Linked DNA regions of Mus musculus: region 1 is linked to region 2. The links are chromatin loops, found by intact Hi-C in ENCODE. Cell type or tissue: left cerebral cortex. All regions are shown on one strand.

Evidence for each region. Peaks named below come from ENCODE experiments on the same cell type or tissue, not always from the same donor. Only the 100,000 strongest peaks of a DNase experiment are listed, where the experiment ranks them.
Region 1: a loop joins it to region 2, with 7 times the contacts of the local background. A loop is called at or near these places in 16 of 42 quality-filtered maps.

Annotation. Positions count from the first base shown.
Region 1 is chr1:132,754,732-132,762,731 of GRCm38, reverse strand. No RefSeq gene overlaps it. Among named protein-coding and RNA genes, the nearest start is that of Nfasc, 17 kb to the right of the region's middle. In left cerebral cortex, CTCF peaks have their summits at 3,563, 3,946 (motif pointing left) and 4,830 (motif pointing right); DNase peaks (open chromatin) are centred at 3,099, 3,552 and 3,945; H3K4me3 peaks cover 459 bases; H3K27ac peaks cover 297 bases.
Region 2 is chr1:132,979,651-132,987,650 of GRCm38, reverse strand. It overlaps Mdm4 (transformed mouse 3T3 cell double minute 4), which reads left to right. Exons shown (of 11, transcript NM_001302801.1): 11 at 1-1,546. Among named protein-coding and RNA genes, the nearest start is that of Gm38687, 12 kb to the right of the region's middle. In left cerebral cortex, CTCF peaks have their summits at 4,717 (motif pointing right) and 5,769; a DNase peak (open chromatin) is centred at 4,747.

The DNA of each region.
Region 1 (8,000 bases), 220 kb after region 2:
ATTCTCACTCCCTCCCTCGAGACCCTGTTGACTGGCTGAGCTGGCTTGGTCAAATAAGTAAATAATAAATAAATCTTAAAAACAAAAAGCTTGTATTTTTACACAAATGGCAACATGCTACATACAATGTTTTAGATTTTTTTCAATTAAAATATACAAGTGGTTGTGGCTAATTTCAGTTGTCAGCTTGATTGGATTAATAAATGCTTTGGGGTGCTGGAGAGGTGGGTCTGTGAATCAAGTGCTTGCTGTAGAAACAGGAGATTCGAAGCTCGAATCTCCAAAACCCATGCAAAGCTGGGTGCAGTGCAGTGCGCCTCTGATCTCAGTGCTCTTACAATGAGATTCAAGGCAGAGACAGAGAATCCTCAGACCTCCCCCCCCCCCCACACACACACACCAGTTAGTCTGGCAGACACAGCAGGGAAGCAACAGGGTCGAAGGCAAGGACCATGGACCAAATGAAGAAAAGGATGCCCTGGAGGATGCTCAGCGGTTAAAAGCCTTTGTGCTCCTTCAGAGGACCTGGAGGGTTCAGTGCCCACATCAGGTAGCTCACAACCACCTGTAACTCTAGCTCCAGGGCATCTGATGCCCAGTTTTGGTTTCCAAAGACAGTAGGCATACATACTGTGCACATAAATATATGCACGCACTCACACATATACATAAAATGAAAATTAAAGAAACAAATATTTTATTCACTTACTTTTTCTTCCAGCAGAAGCTCACTACGGTGCCTCTGGTGACCGGTCTGGAACTTATCATGGAGACCGGGCTGGACTCAGGCTCACAGAGATTCTTCTGCGTCTGCCTCCCGAGGGCTGGAGTTAAAAGTGTGCGTCACCATACCTGGCTCATAAATAAATCTTTTTTTAAAAAATACGTTTAAAGGGCTGGTGAGATGGCTCAGTGGGTAAGAGCACCCGACTGCTCTTCCGAAGGTCAGGAGTTCAAATCCCAGCAACCACATGGTGGCTCACAACCATCCATAATGAGATCTGAAGCCCTCTTCTGGAGTGTCTGAAGACAGCTACAGTGTACTTACATATAATAAATAAATAAATCTTTAAAAAAAAATACGTTTAAAAAGGAAAAAGCCAAGGTAAGCACTGGCTTTGCCCCTTCTCTGCTTCCGACGTAACCCTACCCGAGCCAGCAGCAACCCCACACACCTCCGCCACCACTTATGATGCATTTGGGCAGAGCCTCTGGTGGCATTCTCTTTATGTTCTGAGATCGAGAGAAAGGATGAGTTCAGAGGTGAGGGACTTTTGGAGGAGGTAGTTTCAAGACGGCATAATATACAGGCTGTGCACTTACCCGATTTACAGCGGGGAAAGGCAGAAAGTAGAACAGAAAAACCAAACGTGCAGTTTGGCCAAGAAAGGAATGTGAACCCGGCTAAAGCTGCAGACCAAGGCTGAATTGAATGTTAGCTGTGGAAAGTGATGTGTCTAACTGTTGTTCGAACGCTGTGCTGGTTCACCCTCATCGTCAGCCTGACCTGACTTGCCTGATTTGGATCCATCTAGGTGGCACACCTTGAGGGTCTTTCTAGAGGAGTGTGACTGAGGAAGGAAGACCCTGAATCTTCCCGTGCACACTTACGCAAGAGTGCAAAAGTCAAGACTGAATAAAATATGAGAAATCAATGAGTACGGATGAGCCCTACCGTGAAAGGATGAGACAAAGGACCTCTCTTTGGTCTTGTCAGACACCGGGGGTTTCAGGTGTGCTCTGAACACTCAGCTTGTTGTATATGGATCTGAACTCGGCTCCCTGTGAGTGCCCACAACAACAGGGCCATTTCTTCAGCCCACTTCCATTCCTTCACAGGTAACCTCTGCTAGATAGCAATATGAGGCTTTTACATACATGGTCTAGAGTATTCTTTAAGCATAGTATTCTTTTCTTTTATAACTGTGGGTTTGCCCACACCTATGCAAGAGTGCATACTTCAAGATTATAAAAATATACCTTCATGTTTTCTTTTGTATGGGTTTAATTTTATTTTTAATTAGTTGCTTGGTCGATAACAAATTTCGGTTTTAGGAATGACTATTTCTTTTCCTTAACACTGTAGCTCATATTTCATGTTCACCTGTTTCTGAAAGTCACCTCATTCTTTTTACGGTGGGAATAATAACCAGCTCCCTGAATATAGATCATTTCTATACAGTATGGCATTATAAATAATAATGTGAGACATACCCATCTCGATGGCATCCAATGCAGTCTAATGCTTATGCAGTTAGTATTGTTTACATGTCACTGAGGGATCAGCTTAAAAATTCAGATTCCAGGGCTAGAGGGATGGCTCAGCAGTTAAGGACACTGACTGCTCTTCCAGAGGTCCTGAGTTCAATTCCCAGCAACCACATGGTGGCTCACAATCATCTGTAATGGGATCCTATGCCCTCTTCTGGGGTAGGTGGTAGTGGTGTTGTGTCTGAAGGCAGCTACAGCGTACTCATATACATAAATAAATAAATCTTTAAAGAAAAAATTGGATTCCAGTTTAGTATATCCAAGGGAACTTGGGGTCTAGGATCTGTAACAGGTTCCCAAAGTCTTCACAGTCCTGTGTGTGTGATTCACCTCTCTAGTATGTGTCCAGTCACTTGGGGAGGAAGGAGCATTCACAAGCAGTCTGACCCTGTCTTTGAAGGGCTTGAACAGTGAGGAATTTTCCATTAAGTCAAGTCTATTTCTAAGCCCTGGTTCTGCCACCTGGGCACAGGCCTCGCTCCTGTGCCAAGGCTTTAGCATTTTGCTTAGACCGTCTCCATGGCTTCCCTTTTTCCACCTGTGCCACAGATGCCCAAGTCCTGGGAGGGCAAAGAAGAGCTTGTTCCAGCTTCGAACCCAGTCTCTGACCTAAGCTCTCCCTATGCCTGCCTGGCCACGGAAGGCCATGAAGTGTTCTCAGCCATGCCTCCAACCCCCATGCTTCTAAAGAAGACTCTCCTAGTCTAACAGGATGGGGGTGGCTGGTTGGGTGGATTCCGAGAAGGAAGAATTGAGTAGAGGAAGAAGGCCCTAGTGGTGTGCTGGCAAATGCTTAGCTGGCTCAGCTCTCTGCTCTCCACAGCAGCAGCAGCAGCAGCAGCCGGCTGACACCACAGCCCTGATGTCTAGCACTCAATTGTTTCGGTGGTGTCTAGTCTCCCTCCACCGCCAGTGTCTAGCTGGCAGAGTACCATCACTGCATGTGGTAACAGTTAGAGCAGTCCCAAGCAACAGAGACAGTAAATGTAAAAATCCCCAGTGACACTAGATTGTAGCGTAATCATTAGAAAATTAGGAGTTTTAGTGCTTGCCGTATTTTTAATGTATTTAGTTGTAAATTTTTAACGAAGGCTATATTTAGCAACACGTCTTCGAAATATAGCTATCTGCTCTCATGAGCATGTTTGAGCCAGCTCCAGCTAGTCCTTTTGGGCCTCCGCTTTGATAGTTGGAATTTATCTTCAAGGACAGACAAGCCTTGGAGGCTCCTTACTGCCTATGCCTTTGAGACGCTCCCATTGATGCTAGCATCAGCGCTCTGTCACCCCCTATCGTCGACACCAGTGTCTACAAGTACCAGGGAGCCTTACTTTCTGGGACAGATTTGTACACCCCAGCGTAGGTAGAGTAGTCCCCTTATGCAGCCTTTTTGCGTGATTCTTCAGCTCTATTATGCACCCCATCATTTGGGGCGAGTAGAGGTAGTAATCACGCGGCATCTCATTCTGACTTTGAAGGGCTCAGTGAGGGTTTTCCTATTAAGTCAGTCTATTTCTAAGCCCCAGTACTGTGCCCTGGGCACAGGCAGAGGAGGTCCGCTCTCTATCGTCAGCCAGCTACTCTCTCCGTACCCACCAGAGCAACGGGTCCTTTGAGCTCAGACCCTCCCGCGGGGAGATGCAGTCAACCTTACCTGGAGCTGTAGCGCCATCTAGTGTCTCTGTAGGGACATTGTCGCGTTCACCGGCTCTTCAGCCCCGCCCGGGCACCCCTGAGTATGCTGTGCTGATTTTGTCTGAAGTAGAAAGTCTCTCCAGACATCCACATCAATGTGGATCACAGCTGAGAGCTCCAGCCTGGGCAACCCCGGGGTTCCTCTCAGCCAGCAGCTTTCAAGCCTCATCGCCTAAGACCACCTGTGAGAAATACATTTACAATAGACACAGCAGTCCAGGATATCCTGTGTAGAGAAGGTTCGAGAAACCATGTCTACCCTTGCTGTGTATAATGCATTTGGACAGTTCTGTTATTATTCTTTTTTTCCCATTAGAGGAAAAATAAAGAAAAGCCAGACACAACTTCAGCAAAGAGAACAACTTATTCACTGATTGGTCATTTACCTGTTGTTTGCAAAATCTAGCCTAGACTAACAAATCAGTTCACTGAGGACCAAAGAAAGAAGAAATGAGCTCCCCCAGCGAACCAAAGGCAGATCCATCAAGGTCCAGGTTGCTGCTGTCTAACCCTGCACTCTTTTCCTCTAGTCGCTGGCCTTTTCTGGGCTCTTACTTAGCATGGAAGCCCAGAGGCCCCACTGGCCTTGGTCTGGACATTTAGGCCACATGGATGTGTGTGCAGGTGCCCCATAGCCCCAGAGCCCCAGAGGCCAAGGTCCACCATCTTCTGGAGAGGAGCTTCTTTTTGTAGCACCAGGCAGGTTTACTAATGGGGAGGACAAAGGCAGGTCAACAGGTGGTATTAGCATTCTTACTCCAAGTCACAGGCCTAAAAGTAGCCTCTGGGATGTCTGTCTGTCTGTATTTTTTTAAAGACTTATTTATTATGTGCATTAAGTATATAGTGTGTGCATGCCTATATACCAGAAGAGGGCATCAGATCCCATTACAGATGCACGTGCAGGTATACACATGTCAGAGCATGCATGTAAAGATCAGAGCCACCATGTGATTGCTGGGATTTGAACTGAGGACCTCTGGAAGAGCAGTCAGTGCTCTTAACCGCTGAGCCATCTCTCCAGCTCCCCTGTCTGTATTTTCATGTTTTAGATAGTGACTCACTATTGGGTTGTCCTCAGATGGACACTTCACCCTTGGGACTGAATTTCTTTCTTTTTAAAAAACAATTTATTTTTATTTTATGTACATCGGTGTTTTGACTGCACACGTATCTGTGTGAGGATATCAGATTCCCTGGAACAGAAGTTAAAGAAAGTTGTGAGCTGCCATGTGGGTGCTGGAAATTGAACCTGGGTCATCAGGAAGAGCAGCCAGTGCTCTTAACTGCTGAGCCATCACTCCAGCCTGATCTGAGACTGTCTTTCTCTCTTTCTTTCTCTTTTTCTTTCTCTCTTTCTCTTTCTCTTTCTCTTTCTCTTTCTCTTTCTCTTTCTCTTTCTCTTTCCCTTCCCCTTTCCCTTTCCCTTTCTCTCTCTCTCTCTTTCTCTCTCTCTCTCTCTCTCTCTCTCTCTCTCTCTTCCTTCCTTCTTTCCTTTCCTTCTTGTGTGTGTGTGTGTGTGTGTGTGTGTGTGTGTGTGTGTGTGTGAGAGAGAGAGAGAGAGAGAGAGAGAGAGAGAGAGAGAGAAAGAGAATGCATGTGCAGGTATACACATGTCAGAGCATGCATGTAAAGATCAGAGGACCACTTTTGAGAGTGTTCTTTCTTTCTAACATGGGTTCTGAGGTTCAAACTCAGATTATCAGGTCTGTGCAGCAAGCATCCACTGACCCACCTTGGTGGCTCTGAAACTCACTTCTAAAACTTGAATCTTAGCTGATTCTTTAAAATGATTCCTGGTGCAGTGTTCCTAGGTGTGGAGGTTTGAATAGGTATAGCCCTCAAGGGCTCATGTGTCTGGAGGCTTAGCCCATAGGCAGTGACACTGTGAGAATGTGTGGTCTTATTGGAGTAGGTGTGGCCTTGTTGGAGGAAGTCTATCACTGTGGAGGCAGGCTTTGAGGTCTTACATATGCTCAAGCCATGCCCAGGGTGACACACAGTCTCCTCTTTGCTGCCTATGGATCAGGATGTAGAACTCTCAGCTCCTTCCTAACTCCATTTCTGCCGGAACAATTCTATGCTTCTCACCCTTTGATAAAGAACTAAACCTCTGAAGATGTAAGCCAGGCCAAATTCAATGTTACACTTTATAAAAGTTACCTTGGTTATGGCATCTCTTCACAACAACGAAACTAAACCCTAACACACTAGGTGAACAGTAGTAGAAAGATACATCCACATGATTTTCCCAGAGGGTATTTTGGCATTTAAAAAAAACTAAAATTTTAGGTTGAATGTATCTGGAGATGTAGCAAGTTTGAAGTAGCCCTGGGATACCCACGACCCTGTCTCAAAACATATAAAACAAAACAAAATAGCTTCAATGTTCAAGCCCACCAACCTAGACATTCTATTGGTAGACATTTAATATAAGGGACTAAATATTATACATTTAAAAATGACCACCATAATGTCTTGTATTTCTAAAAATATTTTTATTTTTTATGTACTTGGCTGTTTTGCCTGCATGTATGTCTGTAGACCACATGTGTGCCTGGTACCCACAGAGGCCAGAAGAACATGTTGGAATTGAAGTTACTGACAACTGTGAGCCTCTATATATGGGTGCTGGGAATTAAACCCAGGTCCTCTGGAAGGGCAGCTAATATGCTCTTACCTCTTGAGCCATCTTTCCAGCCTCCAAATTTTGTATTTTTTAGAGGGAAACATATGAATAACATCAATATAGAGTTAGTTTTAATTTTCTGATTTTATTACAAAAAATGTAATAGTATGGGGCCATTTTGTATCTCAGTGTGGAGGGTGAAAACTTACAGAAGAGCAGGTGACAAGACCCTCTGTGAAGTGCCCACTTCCTAGGACCAGAGTGGCTGCCACCTGCCACTAAAGAAGGGAGTTGTCCAGAATCACATGCACACTGTTCCCCAACCCCACACCAGGAGCCTCTGCTGCGTGCACCTCTCTGAGAGTCATTTGGGGGAGAAGAAAGGAAACTCTGGAAGTTCACACTTCTCTGTGCGTAGATGCACACGAGTTGCCAGTGGGATGCTCACAAGAGTAGGAGCCAGAGCGGTGTCAGGTGTTTCAAAATAGTATTTATAAAATGTGGTCTGCATAAACATTGTCCTGTGAAAGGATGTCTTGTGTTAAGCTTCTGGCTATTACAAAGCTGCAGTCTCAGGGTTGTATTGCTGTGAAGAGACACCATGACCATGGCAACTCTTATAAAGGAAAACACTTAATTGGGGCTGGATTACTGCTCAAAGGTTTAGTCCATTATCAACACGGCAGGAAGCATGGTGCTGTCCAGGCAGACATGGTGCTGGAGATGGGGCTGAGAGTTCTACATCTGGTTCCACGGGCAGCAGGGAGAGAATGAGAAACTGGGCCTGAAATGCGCTTCACACCCACTCCAGCAAGGCCACACCCCCAACAATGCCACTCCCTATGAGTCTATGGGGGCCATTTTCATACAAACCACCATAGCTGCTGGGGACGCTTGTGAGCAGGGTCTTGTTTAAGCATAAGTTTACACTTTCCGACATAAATGCCCATGAGTGCAGTCGAGGATTGTTTCCTGGCTTAGCATAGGGTGGTCCTGGGAAATGCTTCATGATTGTTTGAGAAGAACACGTGTTCTGGTGAAAAAGACTGTTTCATACATCTCTCAGGCCCAAGCGGTGTGTAGTGTGGTTGAAGCTGCTTGTGTCTGCATCATTTTCTCTGATTCTCTCTCTCTCTCTCTCTCTCTCTCTCTCTCTCTCTCTCTCTCTCTCTCTAGCTCTCTCTCTCTTTCTCTTGTACTGGGTATTGAAGTCTTCAACTGTTGCTGTCCAACGTGACAATCTTTGTCTTTGGAGCATTTAATCTACTTACATTTAATGTTTTATTGAGCTAATTGGATTTCAACCTGCCATATTACATTCTGCCCTCTGTGCATCTCATGTCTATCCCTCTCCCTGCCCCCCTCCCGGGCCTTTTCCTTCTTTATAGTGTCCTTTGGGTTAAGT
Region 2 (8,000 bases):
CTGTCCCCAAACTCACAGATGTCTGCCTTTCTACCACCACGCCCATGTAACTGATGTTACCAAAAATGATCTCATATCCATGGTGTTGCTTATGTGTCTTTGCATAGGCGCCTCCTTCAGTCCCATCTAGGAGCACAGCACAGTAGAAGTCCATTTCTTAAGTGGGCAGAGTCAGAGATAAGCTAAGAGGGCAAGTAGTTGCTTCAGTGGTTTTTAGAGCTTGGCAAACGCTTTACTGAAGATTAGCATTGTGTTGTGACACTTGAGGGCCAATACGAGCATTTAATTTGTTACCTAAAGGTGCTTTGTGTTCTTAAACAGCAAGTATTTGATGTGTGTAAACATTTCCCTTCATTCTCCCTCCCTCCTCACCGTTTTTATGGTCTCCTATTTCTGAGTTAGCTGCATTTGGACATTGCTTTTATGCCAGAGGCCATCTGTCACCTTGGATGTTTAGAAGTACAGTGTACTTATGTAGGGTCCTCCTTGAGCCTGTCCTGAGCAGTGTTGTGGTTACAGAATTGCCTACGAGCTCCAACAGAGAGGTGGGGAAGCTGGGAGGGCACAGCTGTCTGGCTTCCTTTGTGGAGGTGTTGGTTTGTTTGAACACTAAGGAATTTGAGGTTAATCTTCCCCCTCTTCCTGCCCATAGTTTTCACTTCCCTTTCAGTAAGAACGACCCCCTAAAAGAAAACAGGAGGAGATGCAGCGCTTTAGGCCGCCTTAGCCAGCAGCTTGTGTCCTACTCTGGAAGTTGTAACCTACAGTTTTTCTCACCTGTAAAGCCAACACACACAGCTACCCGTTTCTACCTCAGTTTGATGTGGCGACTATGGAGGAACAACTCTTAAAAGCTCTGACTGCCTTGAAGATGGAGGAAGCTAGTGGTCTTGGTCGACTGTGCTCTGAGGTTTATATTGAGAATCCTTTATTCTGGAAGTGAGTGCGGTTCTCCTGACCGCCTGCTCAGTAGAACCTGTGTTGCCTGCTTTAAGTCTCTGCCCACCTGCCTGTCCTTTCCTTGACACTAGGCTCTTGATTAGGAAGAGTTGTCTCCAGATGCTTTGAGAAGCACATGTAAATCTAGATAGCACATTCTACCCTGATGGAACTTCCTTGCTTGTCTTGCTGTATAGGAATTCATTCTGTATACACTTGAGTGGGTGGCATGAGATGCTCGACTTGTGTGTCGAGAGGCAGTGTCATGACATTCCCAGTCTGGTACTTGCCAGTGCAGAAGCAAATGAGGGGTAATAAACTGAGAAGAAGGGCAGCTTACTAACGAGGCCAGAGGGAAATGTTTCCGTGTGTCCTTATGTAACTTTTTACAGTGCCACTAAGTTAATAGCCCTGTACATGGGTGTTTGCACTATGTAATGCTTTTAATGCGGTTTTATTGTGTTTTTGTGTGATTAAACAGTTTTCATTTCATTGTGTTTTGTCATTATTGGAAATAGGTAATTTTGCTTATGTACAGCTAACCCATTTTCTGTTATCTTTGGCATGATTTGGGGAAGTGATTAAAAGTCATTGGCAGCTTTTCCCTAAGTTGCATATTAGAGTAATTGTATTCATTTCTGCTTCCCATTTCCCAAAGAAACGAAACATCTGCAGAGTAATATTAAAAATGGAGCTTACTGTATTTTCAAGTCAGGATTAGTGCAAAGTGTTTGTCATGAAACATGCATGTCCCCAGCATCTGCTAGAGTGTCCAGCAGTGACTCATGAACCTTTTTGGAGAGTAGAGTTCTTGGAAAATTAATGAAATGTATGGGAGCTCTTTATAACTAGTGTGTTTGTTTGTTTTTAGGCAAGGTTTCACTATATAGCCTTGGTTGGCCTGGAACTTTATATGTATCTGGTCTCCAAGTCAGAGACCTGCCTGCCTGCCTGCCTCTGTCTCTCAAGTGCTGGGATGAAAGGTATGTGCCACTCCATCTGGTGTAAATGTTTTATATTGAATCTCAGGGCCTTCACTCCGTGGTCCTCTCTTCTTTGGAGGGCTAGCTTGATAGTGTGTATGCTGTTAAAGAGGCCGTTCACCTAAATAGCACTAAAATCAGTTCCCCAGCCTTTAGTGGTTGTGTATGGCACACCTTGGGGCACTGTTCACAGACTGCCAAATAAATACTATCCTCTGAGTGTGTGCGCTCCACCTGTGTGAACCCTGGGATGGGGTGGTGTGTTTCCTGACAGGGTGGGGGCTGGGACTTTAAAGTGGGACCTAAGCCAGTTCTGTTGCTTTCATTTTGGCAACCTTTTCACATCTTGTGACCTCTCACCAAGGTATGTTTGGTTTTGTTTTGTTTTTGGGTAGAGAGGTCTGCTTATTGTAGCCTAGGCTAACCTTAAATAATTTTTTATCGCATAATTATATAACTTGTTATCCTCCTGCCTCAGCCTCAGTTCCTAGGATTACAGGTATGCATTGCCATCCCCAGCTCTTTAAGTTACTTTGTAATGTACTTTCAGCTTTGCCTGACATTGTGTTTACTGAGGTTATACTCTGCTCCACCTGAGCTGAAGGTGACAAAAGTTGGAGATTCATGTTTGTGATGTTAAACATAGTGGGACACCAATAAATAAAGCCTGGAAGCTGCCTTCAAGTCAGCTGCCATTTAAGGATGTAGCTAGGATGAAAGAACTGGCGTTGACCAAGGAGAAGGTGGCACGCCAGGCTAGGACTTGAATCTACAGCCCAAAGACACTGGCAATCCACAAAAGGGTCTTAGGTGGCCATGTTTGCTCCACAGTAGAAGTGGACCGCAGTGAGGCTGCGAGAGGCCGGAGCTGGGAATGCTGTCGATCCCAAGCTGATGGTCTGGAGAGACCGACTTGGTGTCTGTTACCCATGAGGTGTTAAAGGTATAAAGACAGCAGGTATGTGTCCAAGAATTGTAGTCAGTGGCTTACCTTATTATGTTTGAGACAAATATAAATCACAATATAAAAATGTGATTGAGTTTTGGAAAAGATATGGTGGAGACCGCAGCCAATTTAGGAGTGGGCACTGAGGGAGCGAAAGGAAAGCTAGCTGCTGGGACCTGAGACCTAGGAGTGAAGCCAGGCGTGGTGGTGCATGCCTTTAGTTTTAGCTATTGAGAAGCAGAAGCATGCAGACTGAGTGCCAGGCCAGTGAGGGTTATGTAGTAAAACTCTGACTCAAAAATAACTTTTTGAAAAAGGTGAATTAAAACCTAGGTCCACACCTGGTATGCACCTTTAACCTCAGCGCTTGGAAAGAAGAGGTAGGAGGATTTGAAGTTGAAGGCCAGTGTGGGCTACGTGGGGAGACCAATAGTAACTATAGAGAGAAGAGATTGTAGTGGTATTGAGAGGGGAAAAATTGGGGGCTAAAGAGATGGCTCAGTGGTTAGCAGTGCATACTTCCCTTCAGAGGCCTGTGTCTGGGTCTCAGCCCCCATGTAAGGTGACTCACCTCACTGTTACTCCAGCTCCAGGGATCCAGTGCCTCTGGCTCAGTAACACATGCATATAATTAACAATTCTTTTTATCTGGGTGATGGCGGTACGAGCCTTTAACCCCAGCACCCAGGAGGCAGAGGCAAGCTCATCTTTGTGAGTTCAAGGCCAGCCTAGTGTATGGACAGAGTTCCAGGACACCAGGCCTTCGGAGAGAAACCCTGTCTCAGCAACAAAAACCACCTCACAGAGAACATGTAAGCAGAGCAACTGCTTGTTTTAGGTTTAGAGCACAGCTTGTAAAAAGATGTCTTTTAGGCTAACATGACCTTGTCATGACTTGATCATCTTCATTTTGCAAAGACAGGAAATGATCCATGACCTTGTCTGACCTCAACTCAACCTGGGCCTCTACCTTTGGGGGGAAAAACTCATTAGTAGGCAGTAAGCAAAACATTTGAGTTGTAGAGGCTTTAAACTTCTACTGCCCTAATTGGGAGTCTTTAGTTTGTGCAAAACGTGCATGCACCTGTGGTAAATTGCCATATACTGTTTAAGCTTAGGTGGGACTCTGGGAGTAAGGAGACCCTCCTTGTTTCCTCTAAAACTCCTTGTCTTGGCAGAGTTGGTCCCTAATTTGTAACAAGGAGGATGGGAAACAGCAAGCACCTAAGAGTAGTCATTACTGTGCTGGACTGGGGAGGTGGCTCAGGGGTGAGGAACACTTGATGCCCTTCCCTAGGGATTGAGTTCGGGTCCCAGGACTCCGGACTGGCAGCCTGGTAGTCCACAACTGCTAACTCTTGCTCCAGGGCATCCAACATCTCCGGATTCCTGAGGCAACGTGCACATACACACCACCCCTGTATGAGCAGCCATTTAAAAAAAAAAAGATTTTATTTATTATATGTAAGTACACTGTAACTGTCTTCAGATGCACCAGAATTCACCATACAGACCATGCTGGTCTTAACCTCAGAGATTTATCTGTCCTTGCCTCCCAAGTGTCTGGATTAAAGTTGTTTATCACCATGCCTGCCAGAACTTTGTACTTTTGTTTGCTGGCTATAATAAACTTCTTCAGAATCCAAAGCATGGGTGGTGTTATCATTTCTGGATTGTACAAAAAAGTTTGAAATATTTTCACTTCGTGCAAACTTTGACGCGAAGCCTGACTTGCCAGTTGTTTACTGGGTGACCTGAGGCAAACCATTTAATGTCTCTAGCCCTTAGCTCCTGGTTTATACAACAGGCATAGTGGACAAATGAGGTACCACTGGTGAGGTGCTTGGCTGTCTTCACCAGTGGGGCATAGCCTTGGTCGCCCACCAGAGGGCACTAGTAACCTAAAAAATTGAGGATGTTCCTTCCTTCAAACACAGCCATAGGTCTTTAAATATCTATGGTTGCGGTGTTTGGGGGATCTTTGCTAAGATTCTTCTAAAGTCCACCACCATAGCCTTAAGTAAAAGAACTCGTGATACTTTAACCGCACACCAGCCACGAGGAATATTTTATTTTTATTTTGTCTGCGTTTACTGTCCCCTCTCCATCTCAAGCCTTCCTGGAACCTAGCTACAGATGTCTTCTCTCAGTGATAACCTATCCCTTGTTCGAAGCTTATCCAAACACATCTCATTGCGCCTCCCATCCCCCACAGCTTTCATCCCAACAGGCAAAAGGGGCAGTGGTCTGTTTCCGAACTCTGTAGAGCGTTAGAAGTTGTCTCCTGAACTGCTCTGTGGGTGTCTAGTAATCCACAGATGGCCACCACAGAAAGCCTTGTTCACCGGAGAGAAATGTCCCATGAGGTGGGAGAAACCAACACCATGGTCTCCCTCAGATATTCTTGACTTTAGGAGAACAACAGATTTAAGCATGTATCATATATGTATTTGCTTCTTAAAATCTGTCTTCGGGGGCTGGAGAGAGAGCTCAGCAGTAAAGAGCTCTGGCTGCCCTTTCAGAGGACCCGGGTTCAGTCCCCAGCACCCACATGGCAGCTCACAACTGTCTGTACATAACTCCTGTTCAGGGGACCCGACACCCTCCCTCACAAAGACACACAGATCACCAGTGTACATAAAAATACAATTTAAAATCTATCTTAGGTTAATCCGGTGGGAAGGCAATTCGGCTCCAGGTTAGCTCACCACTGTCCCAGGGAAGGGGCCAGAAGGAAGTGCCAAGCACGGTCTAGGACCATGGAACCACAGAATGCTTAGGTGGCTGAGATGGCACCCCAGAAGTCAGTTCCAGCACCTTATTGTTTAGAGAACAGAAGTGGCACCACCAGGACAGGAACTTCATTAGTATCAGGTTTATCTCATTTATAAAGATTTATTTTTATGTGTATGGGTGGGTGTTTTGCCTGCATATGCATGCAGTGACAGAGGCCAAAAGAGGGCAGTGGAGCACTTATAACTGGAGTGTTGTTAGCTACTGTGTGCGTGCCCCATGCATGCACATGTATGTGAAACTGAATCTGGGAACCCTGCAAGAGCAACAAGTGCTCTTAGCCTCTGGGCCTTGTCCATAGCTCCACATCAGTCATTTCAGCAGCACTGAGATTCAGTTCTGTGGGCAGGCACGCTAATTCTCTTTTACTGTCCTCATTGATACTAAGGCTTGTGTGTTAGTGTATGCCAAGTGTCTGCTTTGCACTTGGGGATATAGTGCAGTGGTAGACCACTTGCTTAGCACTGTGCATGGCCTTAGGTTCCACCCCCAACATTAGAAAGACAATCATAACAATTCTGAAGGAAATACAGTGTTCGGGAAATGAGCTGTTATTCTCACTTTGCATAGGAATGGGGCAGTTAGATAAGTGGCATGTGATAGCTCGGGGATGTACGTGCTGGATAGAACGTTTGCCTAGCTGTAATGAAGCATGGTTCTCCCCACAATCAAGTATGCCAGGTTCGGTACAACAAACATATGTATGATCTCAGCCCCCAGAAGGTGTGGACAGAATCGGCTCAAGTTATCCTTAGCTATGCTGGAGTTTGAGCCAGTATGGGAGAAATGAGATTGTGTGTGTGTGTGTGTGTGAGTGTGTGTGTGTTTGTATGGAAGGGACTGGACTATCCTGGCCATGTCACTGGTAAAACTTGGAGCACGGATGGGACTGGCCTTCCAAATGTCTACCTGTGGAGTCTGGTGGGAACTCATAGGAAAGGAAATGGGCTGGGTTGAGTACAGGAGGGACTGGGGTAAGCCAGAGAGCCATGCCTACATCAGGATTGCCCATTTGCTAACTCTAGCCAGGTGGTTACAGGGCTGGTGGAAGGCCTTCGTTACCTGCCGGTCTCACGATTCAAGAGAATAGGCAAAGATTTTCCTAGGAAACCTCTGTTTTATAAATACTGAATAACAACAACAACAACGTAAATAATAATAACAATAATGATCTTAAAAGGCGGACCTGTGGCTCAAGTGAGGGCCAGGCCCAACTGAACGTGCTCACTGTTCTGGTGGGCAGGTGGGAAGCGAGGTGTTTGGTGTCTTGCACAGCCCACAACCCTGCAAGGCAGATTTCAGTGCATACCAGAAGGAGCTGGACAGAGGAGAGAAGAGCACCCCAGAGACAGTGACTCCACTGAGATTGGCATTCCTGCCCTGTGTCCGCCCCTTCCAGACTGGAGACTCCGGATTTCTGCAGCAGTGATCCTTTAAGGCAGACTCGGGAACACACAAGCTCTAGAGCGGTTCTCAACCTTCCTAATGCTGCGACTTTTTAATAGAGTTCCTCACGTTGTGCTAACCCCCAACCGTAATATTATTTTCCTTGCTACTTCATAACTGCAGTTTCCTGCTGTTAGGAATCATAATGTAAGTATCTGATAAGTGACTCCTGTCGGGGTTGTGACCCACACGTGGCTGCTCTAGAGCTTCTTTGTAGTTGTAGCGGTGGTGTCGCACACCTTTAATCCCAGCACTCGGGAGGCAGAGGCAGGTGGATTTCTGAGTTCGAGGCCAGCCTGGTCTACAAAGTGAGTTCCAGGACAGCCAAGGCTATACAGAGAAACCCTGTCTCAAAAACAAAACAAAACAAAACCTAGCTCTGGTCTCTAGGTTCACCCCAGCTAGACCTGCACCTCCAAGTTACCCTACCAGATCTGCTCCCCAGGTTACAAGCACACCCCCTGCCTAATGACCACCAATGCGGAGGAAATAAAAGTTTACAGTTTGATTCCCAGCACCAGCCAATTATGCTAAAGGCCATAGTAGCTTTCCAATTAGATGCTTGCCAGGCTAGGAACACCCCCCGACACACACACACACACAACCCCCGCACTTACTGCTTTCTATAAAGCCTTACCGCATAGATGTTCGGGGCTCCTTTCCACCTTTCCATCCTGTGTGTCAGCGGTGAGCTGAGGGGCCCAAGCTAACTCTAATTAAAGGCCCTGCTATAACTTGCACTGAATCGGCTCCTGTCTGTTTTTTGGGGTTCACTAACACTTCCGTGGCACTACAATGTCTTTTTAGTTTTCCTGTGGGTTCTTTCTTATGACTGCAAAATAGAGAAGGGTGTCAGATGATTGTTGTAGACATGTGTGTTCTGTGTAGTGGAG